Linked DNA regions of Mus musculus: region 1 is linked to region 2. A link is a contact called in ENCODE Hi-C or POLR2A ChIA-PET data. All regions are on one chromosome and are shown on one strand. Each heading gives the region's core, a stretch centred on a gene start or an enhancer-like site at or near the end of the contact. The rest is flanking DNA. Distances are from core to core; before and after follow the strand shown.

The links. A loop is a pair of places that touch in the nucleus more often than their neighbours do. ChIA-PET counts read pairs that join two places held with the same protein, here RNA polymerase II (POLR2A).
Region 1: a map of heart shows a loop between it and region 2 (9-fold over the local background). The contact joins the promoter of Nup205 here to the promoter of Cnot4 in region 2. A Hi-C loop is called at or near these places in 19 of 37 maps with a recorded cell type or tissue (CH12.LX, T-helper 1 cell, T-helper 17 cell and 6 more). POLR2A ChIA-PET finds 5 or more read pairs at or near these places in 1 of 5 experiments (embryonic stem cell).

What each region holds. Positions count from the first base shown.
Region 1 is chr6:35,176,074-35,181,624 of GRCm38, reverse strand. It overlaps Nup205 (nucleoporin 205), which reads right to left and starts at 4,009. Exons shown (of 43, transcript NM_027513.1): 1 at 3,966-4,009. The coding sequence starts at 3,993.
Region 2 is chr6:35,132,149-35,138,001 of GRCm38, reverse strand. It overlaps Cnot4 (CCR4-NOT transcription complex, subunit 4), which reads left to right and starts at 4,265. Exons shown (of 12, transcript NM_001164413.1): 1 at 4,265-4,500. It overlaps Gm33046 (a long non-coding RNA gene), which reads right to left and starts at 4,471. Exons shown (of 5, transcript XR_868974.2): 1 at 4,300-4,471; 2 at 3,432-3,754; 3 at 731-856.

The DNA of each region.
Region 1 (5,551 bases), core at 2,760-5,259, 44 kb before region 2:
GCAACATGAGGTTCAAAAAGTTTCAGACTCTAGATCAGGGCTGCTCAACCAGGAACTCCACGAAAGCAAGCAAGCATGCACACGCGCACACACAATATCTAGCTATGAGTGATATTCAACCTGTAGTCTGTGACCCAAAAACAGAACAAACAAAGCCAAACCCAGACAGACAGCTACCAGGGTGAGCAATGGTATTGTGGTAAATGTGCGCAGAACAGGAACGCTGGGAATAAGCAGGTAAGGCGGTGACGAAAGCTAAACTAAGGTGAGGACAGTAGACTAGTGAGAAAAGGCTTAGAGGTGTAGAGAGAAATTACAACTGGCAACTGAGTGGGCACAGGACAAAGGGAGCCTCAAAACTGGAGCTCACTGTAGAACTCAAAGCCCTGGATCAATCCCTGATGTGGGGCAAACTGGAAACTGCCTTATCACAGAGATTTCAGAACCTTATAAAGAGGTAAAACACAGCTAGGCAGTGCTGGCGCATGCCTTTGATCCCAACATGTGGGAGGCAGAGGCAGACAGATTTCTGAGTTCGAGGCCAGCCTGGTCTACAGAGTGAGTTCCAGAACAACCAGAGCTACACAGAGAAACCCTGTCTCGAAAAACCAAAGGGGGGGGGGGGGGGAAGAAAGCTATACCACAAACAAACCAGAATACAAACATATCTGTAATCCCAATCCTCAGAAGGCTGAGGCAGGAGGATCAAAAATTTGAGGACAAAGTAGGCAGACCTAGTCCCTCTCTCTCCTTCCCCTCCCCCTCAGTTACTTACACACACAAACATACACACACACACACACACACACACACACACACACACACACACGTGTTAACTCTCTACCCTTAAGATAGTCTGTATAGACTAGGGGACAGAAGAGACAGACCAGAAGTAAAAAGTACGTAAAACTCCTCCAAAGGAGCTGAGTCCAGCGCCAGCATCCATCCAGACAGTTCATACAACAGTCTGTAATTCCAGCTCCAGGGAATGCCAAGCTCTCTCAGGTTGCCATAGGCACCTGCACTCCTAAAGATTTCTGAAAAACTAATAACTGTCTTTGTATTACACATGATTGGAATATAAACTCAGTAAACTACATAGACAAATTCCATTTTTTCCTCTTAATGAGACAGCCAATAAGAAATCAAAAATATATGCACACAAATCACATGCACTCACCTACACAGTCCATGAACATCAACACATCAACAAGTTTACGTACACAAGAGCCATCTACAGTTGCCCAACTTCAGTAAATATTCCTCTACTAGTAACAAATGAAAGGCTAATATTTTTTTTCAAAGCCTCTAGTATGTATTTTAACTCACCTTGAGAAGCACATTCATTTCCTTTAATGTTTTAGGATACTCCCTGCATATCACATCTAACCATTCATCATGGATGAGTTCAGTTTAATAAGGAAACAAACCCAATTGCCTACGTGGTCTGAAGGAAAGGTAATCAGGTCAGGTCAAGAGGGTACAACTAAGGGTATGTGACCTAGGCAGAGGTCAGGGCAGAGAAGGGTTTAGTCTGAAGGTAATCAAGTCAAGAGGGTACAACTAAGGGTATGTGACCTAGGCAGAGGTCAGGGCAGAGAAGGGTTTAGTCTGACCCAATAGCTAAAACAGGGAAGGCTTGCTTTTCAAAAATTTTAGTAGTGCATTTATTTAACTATGGGGGGGGGGGCACAGCAGTGCAAGGGGCAAGCCATGATGTGATGTCATAAAGTTGTGCTTAAAAGCATTAACTGTTTAATTTTGGAGAATTGTTTAACCACTAGAGGTCTTTGCTTCCAAATTAAATCTGAGATATTTAATTGCACTACTGCAAATATTATACACACACACACACACACACACACGCATACATATGGGGTATAAAGGGATTAAATGAGATAAAGCAAGCCTAACACTTGTTCTGGTGATGGGACATAGTACTAATTAAATCACCACCACCTCTCATTTTTCTAGCCTTGGTGACTGCCATCCTAATTCTACTTTTTTTTTCTTTAGTTTAGCTACACTAAGTTAAATATCATTGTTGTGTGTAGAGTCTTGTGTCTGTTGAGTATCTCACTCAATGTCCTCAAAGATCATACATGTACATGTGACAGTACTGCCTTCTTTTTAAAACTGAGTAATATGGGCTGGTGAGATGGCTCACCGGGTAAGAGTACTGACTGCTCTCCCGAAGGTCCTGAGTTCAAATCCCAGCAACCACATGGTGGTTCACAACCACCCATAAAGAGATCTGACGCCCTCTTCTAGTGCAGATGAAGTCAGCTACAGTGTACTTATGTATATTAATAAATAAATCTTTAAAAAAAAAAAAAAAACTGAGTAATATTCCTTTGTGTGTTCATCATGTTTCGTTTATCCACTCACTCACTCATCATCCATTCATCTATGGATGCTTCAGTTCTTCCCAAAGGTGACAAAAAATAACTCTCTTGACTGACTCCTGGCTTTTTAAAATGCTTTCTTTTCTTGAGGCCAATCAAAGCTCTCCTGTACACACTATACTCCTGGGAGCTAGTGACAACTGTCAGTGGCTTGTGTTTAATGGTAACTCAGGATATTATATGCTATAAATGTATGTAACAGAACTATTACATGGAAGCCTGGCTTTTCAAAAAATCTAGTAGTGCATTTAATTTAACTACTTTGAGGGGGGACAAGCATGATGTAATGTCATAAAGTTGTGCTTAAAAGCATTAACTGGCTGGGCAGTGGTGGCGCATGCCTTTAATCCCAGCACTTGGGAGGCATAGGAAGGTGAATTTCTGAGTTTGAGGCCAGCCTGGTCTACAGAGTGAGTTCTAGGACAGTCAGGCCTTCACAGAGAAACCCTGGGGGGGGGGGGGGGGCGGGGAAGAAAAAAAAAGGCATTAACTGTTTAATTTTGGAGAAATTATGTAATCACTGGAAGTCTTTGCTTCCAAATTAAATCTGAGATATTTAATTGCATTACTCCAAATATATAAATGAAATACACACATACACCAGGTATAAAGGGATTCAACAATCAAGACTAACACTTGCTCCAGTGAGCAGACAATATGTTGTCAATACAACAGAAAACTTCATTTCTACAGAACAATTTACCATACCACTTCTGAGATGGTTTATGTACAAAACTCAGATTTAGGTAATTTTCAAAAAATACTGGTAAACTGGCAAGAACCAGTACCAAAAACAGTTTAAAAACAAAACAGTCCTGCTGAAAAAGATGGTCCGTAAACGTTTGCTATGTTGCCTCTTAATTGTACTCATGAATCGAGTGTCTAAAGCCGTGTTCAGGAGTGCCAGACCTCGTACGAAATGTTTGACATCTAAGTCCTCCCCACTAACGACCGGCACCGTGTTCCTGGAACCAGGACAAATCAAAACCCATCCACTTCTTCAAGCATCTCTGAGGGGTTCCAATTACCAAAGATGACCCCAGCCCCAGCTTTTTCACAGCGATGTCACCGTCCGCCGTGGCTGTGACAACGGTGCAGGGCGGCACGTGCTGAGCCCGTGGCACCGCCTCGCGGCTGGCAAGACCTCCTCACCCCCATGCCCCATGACCGGCCCACGGCCCCCTTCCAGACCAGCTTCCTTCCAGCCTCGCCTGGGTCCCACAGCCCGGGACTTGAGCCGTACCTCGGCGGTAGATGGCCTGCCTACACCTGAAGGATATTGGGGGGACGAAGCGGCTTCGGGGGCGCGCGCCTGGCTGCCCGGGACCCCGCCGCTCCGCCTCCCCTTCACACGCCCGTTTCGAGGGCCAAACTGTCGCCGCGCCGCGCGCCATTCAAACGGAGGCGGCGCGGGGCTGCAGGCCGGAGCGCGGCGAGAGCGGGCCCTGCGCACACGCTCGCGCCCGCACTGCCAACGGCCCGACTGCACCAGCGCTCCCCACTCGCCGGCCCCGCCCCCCGTGGGTCCCCGCGGGTCCCTCGCGGGCCCGCCGCGCTCACCCGAATTTACCGCCAACAGCGCCGCCATCTTGGAGGAGGACTGAGAGAGCGCTCCTGCCGCGGGGAGGACCCCGGGCCCGAGGGCCTGCCCGCGTCGACGCCTGAACACAAGGGCGTCCCCAGGGCCTCCGAGAACGCCATGCGAGGCTCGAGCGGGTGTGCACAAGGCTCCCCGCCCTGCTCTGGCCTAGGGCCATCGAGTCTAACTGCGACCATTACCGTTAAAACAAGCCGAGGGCAGCCGGTTCGGAGACTAGCTGTGCAATGCATCATGGGACCCGTAGTTTTATTTCGAGTGAGCCGTGCAGTTGACTAGTGTTCAAAAAAGGGAAATCAGTGAAACTGAAAAAGTTCTTGCTGGGCGTGGTGGCGCACGCCTTTAATCCCATCACTCGGGAGGCAGAGGCAGGCGGATTTCTAAGTTCAAGGCCAGCCTGGTCTACAAAGTGAGTTCCAGGACAACCAGGGCTATACAGGCTATATACCCTGTCTCAAAAAAAAAAAAAAAAAAAAAGAGAAAAAATTCTCATGACCTTCATTTCAAGTTAAATTTTATTTGAATAGCCATCCCCCTTACCTTAAGAGAGTAGAGTGAAGTGAGTAAGTGATTAAGGAATTTCTATTTAATAAGTATATTCTGTAGACATAATCACATTGTGCTTCGAAAATTACAGACAGGGCCTGGAGAGATGGTTCAGAGGTTAAGAGCACTGAGTGCTCTTCCAAAGGTCCTGAGTTCAAATCCCAGTAACCATGTGGTGGCTGACAACCATTTGTAATGAGATCTGACGCCCTCTTCTGGGATGTCTGAAGACAACTACAGTGTACTTACATATAATAAATAAATAAATCTTTGGAAAAAAAAAAGAAAATTACAGACAGCGACAAAATTTGAGTACTGCCTGCCTGACTTCAAAAGTGTCACCCATTTGCTTCCTCATCCCCAACATGTTGAGTCAAATTCGACATAAATTTCACAAACACCAAATGTTTTTTCTACCTAAGCAACCAAAACTACTAAACTTACTCGTTAAATTTAAAATTTGCTAGCCGGGCGTGGTGGCCCACGCCTTTAATCCCAGCACTTGGGAGGCAGAGGCAGGCAGATTTTCTGAGTTCTAGGCCAGCATGGTCTACAGAGTGAGTTCCAAGACAGCCAGGGCTATACAGAGAAACCCTGTCTCAAAAAAACAAAAAGAAGAAAGAAAGGAAAAACACGTTACAGAATAGAATGGAAGCGGGCTAGTGAGATAAGAACCTAAAAAGCCTACTAAGTAACTTCTACATACGTTAGAAGTACTAATTCTGTCTTAAGCTTTCATTAAGTCTACTGTAAAATATAATGATTTCTGTGAATGATTGATGTCAGTAGCGATCTGCTTGAAAGCTCTTCGCTTATATTTGGAAGCCTTCAATGGAGAGTTCTAAGCCAAGCACCTCTTTCACTAGCGACTGACCAGACTGCCCTTACAGCAGCCCTGCTATTCTGGAGAGTTTACAGACACCCTGGGGATATGCTCACATTTGCACAGCTGAAGACATGCTCCAGTCATGGTCACTCCACAGCCTGTACTAGCCTTTGAATG
Region 2 (5,853 bases), core at 3,016-5,515:
TATATTTTATAGTTATTCTATTTGTTCTCTCTCTCTCTTTCTGCTTTCAGATCTTAAAATAACTTTGGATAGCAACATCTATACCTAACATTCAGTACACAAATACTCACTAAATGATTAAGACAAAACTTATCAAATAACAGTTAAGACTCACAGTTAGTAGGGCCTGGGGAAAATAAGTAATGTCACACAAATAATGTGACATTAGTATTTAGTAGTATTGAAGCAATGGGATTTTTCTTTCAGGACTAGGGATCAAATCCAGCACCTTGTGAGCAGTAAATGACATCACCACTGAGCTACAGTCCCCAACTGCAGGGAAATCATGCCTTTGTACACAGTCAGGTTCATGTCTGAATATGACTTGAACTTTTGATTTATTTAAAATACCCATATCTCAGTAGTTTGCAAAAGTGCACACTGCCCCTTATAAATATGACCACGCACACATACAATAAATAATTAGAAATAAAAGTTTACCAGGTTCAAGTGGGCAGTCACTACTCTTCTGAAGTCCTGCTGACTTTCACATGAAGTTCTCTGCTTCCATTTCATACATGCTATTTCAATCATCATTACTTTCCTCTTCTCCTTTGCAACCAAAGGAGCCCCCATCTGCAAGGCCACTCAATCCAGAGAAACAGGACTCATTCAAGAGAACCCCTTCATTTCCACTTTATCACCCAGTCCTGTTATTTCAATCTCAAAGAATGTATCTTGGTTTTATTACCTTTTTTCCATCCTTGCTGCCACCACAATCAGAATAACCATCTGGATGACTAAAATATTCCCATAATTAGTTGTTCCAAGTTCATTCTTGTCTTTCTTCAATCCATTCGCAACACAGCAGAATGATCTATTTATGAAAATGTATAAAACTGGTTTATATGCATAACCTTAAATCAATGAAGCAATTTATGAAGTTATGTCTCCCTTCCTACCTCTTCCAAATACAGCCCTCTATTTAACTAACTCCACATTATGTGTTTGATGTGTATGAATTTGATGTGTATGTAATTTTATAGATGTGTTCCTGGAGTTGGAGAGTTGGCTCAGTAGTGAAGGGCATGTGCTATTCTTCCGAAGGGCCTGGGTTCAGTTCCCATCCCCCACACTGGGCTGATCGCACCTGGTTGCCATCCCAATTCCAGGGGCACCTGACAGCTCAGGCCTCTTCCACCAGTGATAGTCACATATACACACTCACACACAGAACTACACAGGTACACAGAGGTAAAAAATAATAAAGTAGAAATAAATGAGAAATGAATAATCCTGAGTTAGGTGTGGGAGGCAGAGGCTGGTGGAGCTGGAGGCCACTGTAATCTCCAAATTGAGTTCCAGGACATCTAGGGCTGTACAGAGAAACTCTGTCTTGAAAAACCAAATAAAGGCTGGAGAGTTGGCTCAGTGGTTAAGAGCACTGACTACTCTCCCAGAGGTCCTGAGTTCAATTCCCAGAAACTGCATGGTGGCTTACAACCATTTGTAATGGAATCTGATGCCCTCTTCTGGTGTGTCTGAAGAGATCGACAGCATACACATATACATAAGTAAACAAATAAATAAATTTAAAAAAAAACAAATAAAAAAGAGACATTCCTGCATCTTAAAAGAATTGTTACATTGATAAGTATATATGTATACACATATATTAACATGTAAAAATTGGTTGTTAATGTAATAAAAGACCAGGCCTGAAAGGGTAGTGAATATCATTAGTTAGTAGTTGTCCCTTTGTGTCAGTCAGTCTCCATCAATAAGCAGATAGTGATATTGTGTGTGGCAGTGGTGGCTCAGGCTTTTAATCCCAGCACTTGGGAAGCAGAAGCAGGCAGATCTCTGAGTTCAAGGCCAGCCACAGAGTTTCAGAATAGCCAGAGCTTCATTAGAGAAACCCAGTCTCAAAAACAAAACAGAACAAAATTCCCCAAACAAAATGCCAAAACCCAACAACGAAAGTGACGTTGTTTCCTAGTGTTGGATTCTCACAGTGCAGGAGCTCAGTGTGCTACCCTCCCTGCAGAAACGGGAGAGCCAGTCTTCAGAATTCTATCTGAAGAACCACTTTGTGTCTCTCATGACTGCTAAATGAAACACCTGTGTATGGTTATCTGAATACAACTTACATCTAATTATCCAAAGTCTAACTTGCTTTACACATGAACACGAAGCTGTTGGTGTTTTTAGTTCTAACAAATGAGGAGCACATTAAGAAATAATCTAGTGGTGTAACTAAGGGTAGATGCGTGTTGCCTACCGGAGAGAGACCAAAACACACTTCTTTCAATCAGTTAGTATTCATAACTTTCACATACATGAAGATTTTGTTCCAAGTGCTAGCAAATAACCATTTTATTATATTTTTAGAGCAATCATGTTTATGGAAATATAGATAATTTTACTGTATATTACTCTGTAACTTTTTTTTTTAACCTTTGAAGATTGAATTCAGGGTTTTGTGCCAGGAGGGACTTTATCATTTAGTTACGTTCCAGGCTTTAACTTTTTTTACTTAAAAAAAATGTATTTACTTATTTTATATATGTGAGTGCACCGTAGCTCTGTTCAGACACACCAGAAGATATCCCATTACAAAAGGTTGTGAGCCACCATGTGGTGGCTGGGAATTGTACTCTCGCCACTGAACTGTCTCTCCAGCACCTAACTTTTTTACTTTGAGACAAGGTCTCATACCACTATGCCCAAATGTGATATATATATATATATATATATATATATATATATATATATATATATACACACACACACATACACACCCATATATATGTATGTGTATATATATGTATACACATACACACACACATATATAATTTTTAGCAATTTCATTCCTGTGTAAAATAAGTTGAGTCATTTTTATGCCCCTCCCCCTGCCCCCCAACATTTCCTCTCTCTTACACCAAAGAAACTGGTCTGGTTGCCTTTTTTGTGGTTTTTTTTTTTTTTTTTCTGCCTCTAGACATGGTTTGTAGACCAAGCTGGCCTTGAACTCAAAGAGATACACCTGCCTCTGCTTTCAGAGTCCTGGCTTGTGTCACCACGTCCAGCGAGACTGAGACTTTAAAACTTCAATTTCTTTCCTTACATTTCCCTTTTCTGTTTTAAATCCTCCCCTTAAACCTTTTGCTTTCAGGCCTCAAGTGTGCCAGACTAGCGCCCTACCACTGTGTGACATCCACAGTCCCATCCTACGTATTTTAATCCTGGATTTGAAAACTTGGTTCCTTTCACTTCTCCAAACCCCACTACATGCACACACCCTAGAATGGGGACAGATTTGTGTTTTTGGTCTCTGTTGTATGCTCCCAGCATATGGCACTGAACTGGGTACCAAGGAGCTCAGCACTTATATGAATAGATGAAGAATATAGGCAATAAACAGAATCGACCGCTCCAGGAGCGCCACTTACACCAGAGTTCTGGGAGGCAACCCGGGAAGTTCAGTAAATTGATTTTGTTATTTAGAATTTCTCGGTGCTCGAACCGGCTGCGGTTGTATTATGTCCTTTGAGACGTGTTTACTTGTGCAGTTTGCGAACCTGACGCACACTTCTGTGCAGGCTGGAAGAGTTCTGTGCAGCCAGCAACAGTTTGCAGGTAAGTCCACATGCTTTCACATCATCAGCAACTCATGCTACTCTGACTGCCCGCGTTCTCTTGAGAAATGTGCACATGGCAATTCAGGTATTTCTTCACTGGCGATTTTCCAGTAAGGAGGATGAGCTCAGCTGTACTGGTGGTAAAGGACGTGCAAAGACCGGGAAACGAATTAACGCTCACTTTTCCAAAAGTATCAACTCCCCACTCTAGATCAAATCCCGCGCTCTTGCAATGCTCAACCTGATTCTACCACCATACCGCCCCCGTCAGATACCTATCTATGGCGGGCGGGGCAGAAAAAGACACGTCCTAGCTTCCTCCGAATCAGTTAAGTTTCGTAGAATTTTGGTTTCCTACATTTCAGCTAACATTAGTGAAAACCGCCGACCACATGACACAGTAGCCACACACGCGGGCAGAAGAGGAAGCAAAACAAGAAGAAAGCCGGCGCTCCAGTAGCCACGTGAGGAACGAGTTCCCGAGCGCCTTCTCTAGTGATGACTTCAATTCCCGGCCTGCCCCGGGGCGGTTACTATCGGAGGACTACAACTCCCAGGGTGCAGTGGACCAGTCCGCCGCAACCTCCCACTCGCCCGCCTGCCGCTTGTCCCGCCCCTCCCCCGCCCCGCCCAGCCGGATCGGCATGCGCCTGCGCAGCGGAGGCCGGAGGAGTCTTACCCTAATGTAAGATGGTGGCCCGTCTAGCCGTGGAACCCACCGAAAGCTGAGAGTCTCTCTCTCAGCCGTAAAGGTCGGACTCACTGAAGCAGTCAGGCCCGGTTCTGAAGAGTTTTTTCGCCGACTCTCGTTCATTGGTCTCCTGTGAGGACTCGGCAACGCGTGGAGTCGGCTAAGAGAAAAGCGAGGCAAGGCAGGCGGGTGAGTGTCTGCGGGGCTGGGCTTAGGGGAAACCCGGCGCTGACCGGCTACGAGAGAGCGGAGGCTTCGCTGGGACTGTGCAGGCCGCACCCCCCTTTCTCCCCACCCCCCCACCCCCGCCCGCCTCGTCTTCACCCTCCTCCTCCTCCTCTGGCTGCCTCCTCCTCCTCTTCTTCCTCCCTCTCCCCTCTACGCCACAGCAGTTATCACCAGGAAAAGGCAGCCGGGTTGGAGGCAGCGCGGCAGCGAGCGCCGGCTCTCCTTGGAGAATTTCTTCAATTGAGAACCCAAGAGGGCTTCTCATCACCAGTTTTCCCCGCATTTTTCTGGCAACAGTATCCTTAGGTCTTGGTCCTCCTGTTTCCCCAGCCTCCTTTCCCCTCTGACGTCCTTTCCTACTGGCCCCGGTCTCCCAAGCCAGAGCCATCATTTCCACTCTGACGGGTGCTGCTGCTCACTGCCCACCCGTCCTGCTTGGTGGGCTTTTTTGCCCCTTTTTGCCCCATCCCTTCCAGAAAGGCTGCTCTGGATCTAGCCTCTGCTCCCCTCTGGTGCTTGCAGTCAGCCCCCAGTCTGTCTGCCAGACCCGAGTTGATTCCGATGTGCAAGTCTCCTTTAACCGCATCTGTCATCTTAAAGCCACCTCGTGAGTATCTAAATCATGTTGCTGCTCCGTTGCTCCGTATAACCCACCTGTTTCTTAACCTACTTGAGAATTGTCGGTTCCTTCCCTCTTTCCAATGCAGACTCTTTGAGCACACACTCCAGGATAGGGGAGATGATGCCCCGTGTTGTTCCTTGAAAAGTAAAGGAAGTTAGGAAGTGAATGAAGTGAGTGGGAGACTATTAACGTTAAGAGAAAAGAGCTTTCTTCGGGCTACTCGGGAAAGGAATGTTTTGCTTTTTTGATCTTTTTGTTGCTCATTTGCTATCCTTTTTTACCCCTCTTTTCATTTTCGACCTTCTCCGTGCTACTCAGCATTCTCCTGAATTGCCATTCCTCAGGACACTTGATGTTGTCTCTGATTATACCCATAAAGATCAGCTTAGAATTTCAAAACCAGGTGAATCTAGCGCGCACACACACACTTCATCCCCGAACACCACATGCAAATAAATACAGATGGTATTTTGATTGTATGTGGGTTACAGATTCCTTTTGTATCAATTATTGGCTCCGTTATATTGATGTTTATGTTAATTGATAACATTTATTTGTGATGGGTGCAAATTTGACTTTTCCCCCCTCTCTTTTGATCTGGGAAATTCCCTCTTTTGACATTTCTAGGATAGGAGTTATCAGAATAAGTTGTATGGAAAAACACATTGGGTATGTATGAAGAGAAGTTGATA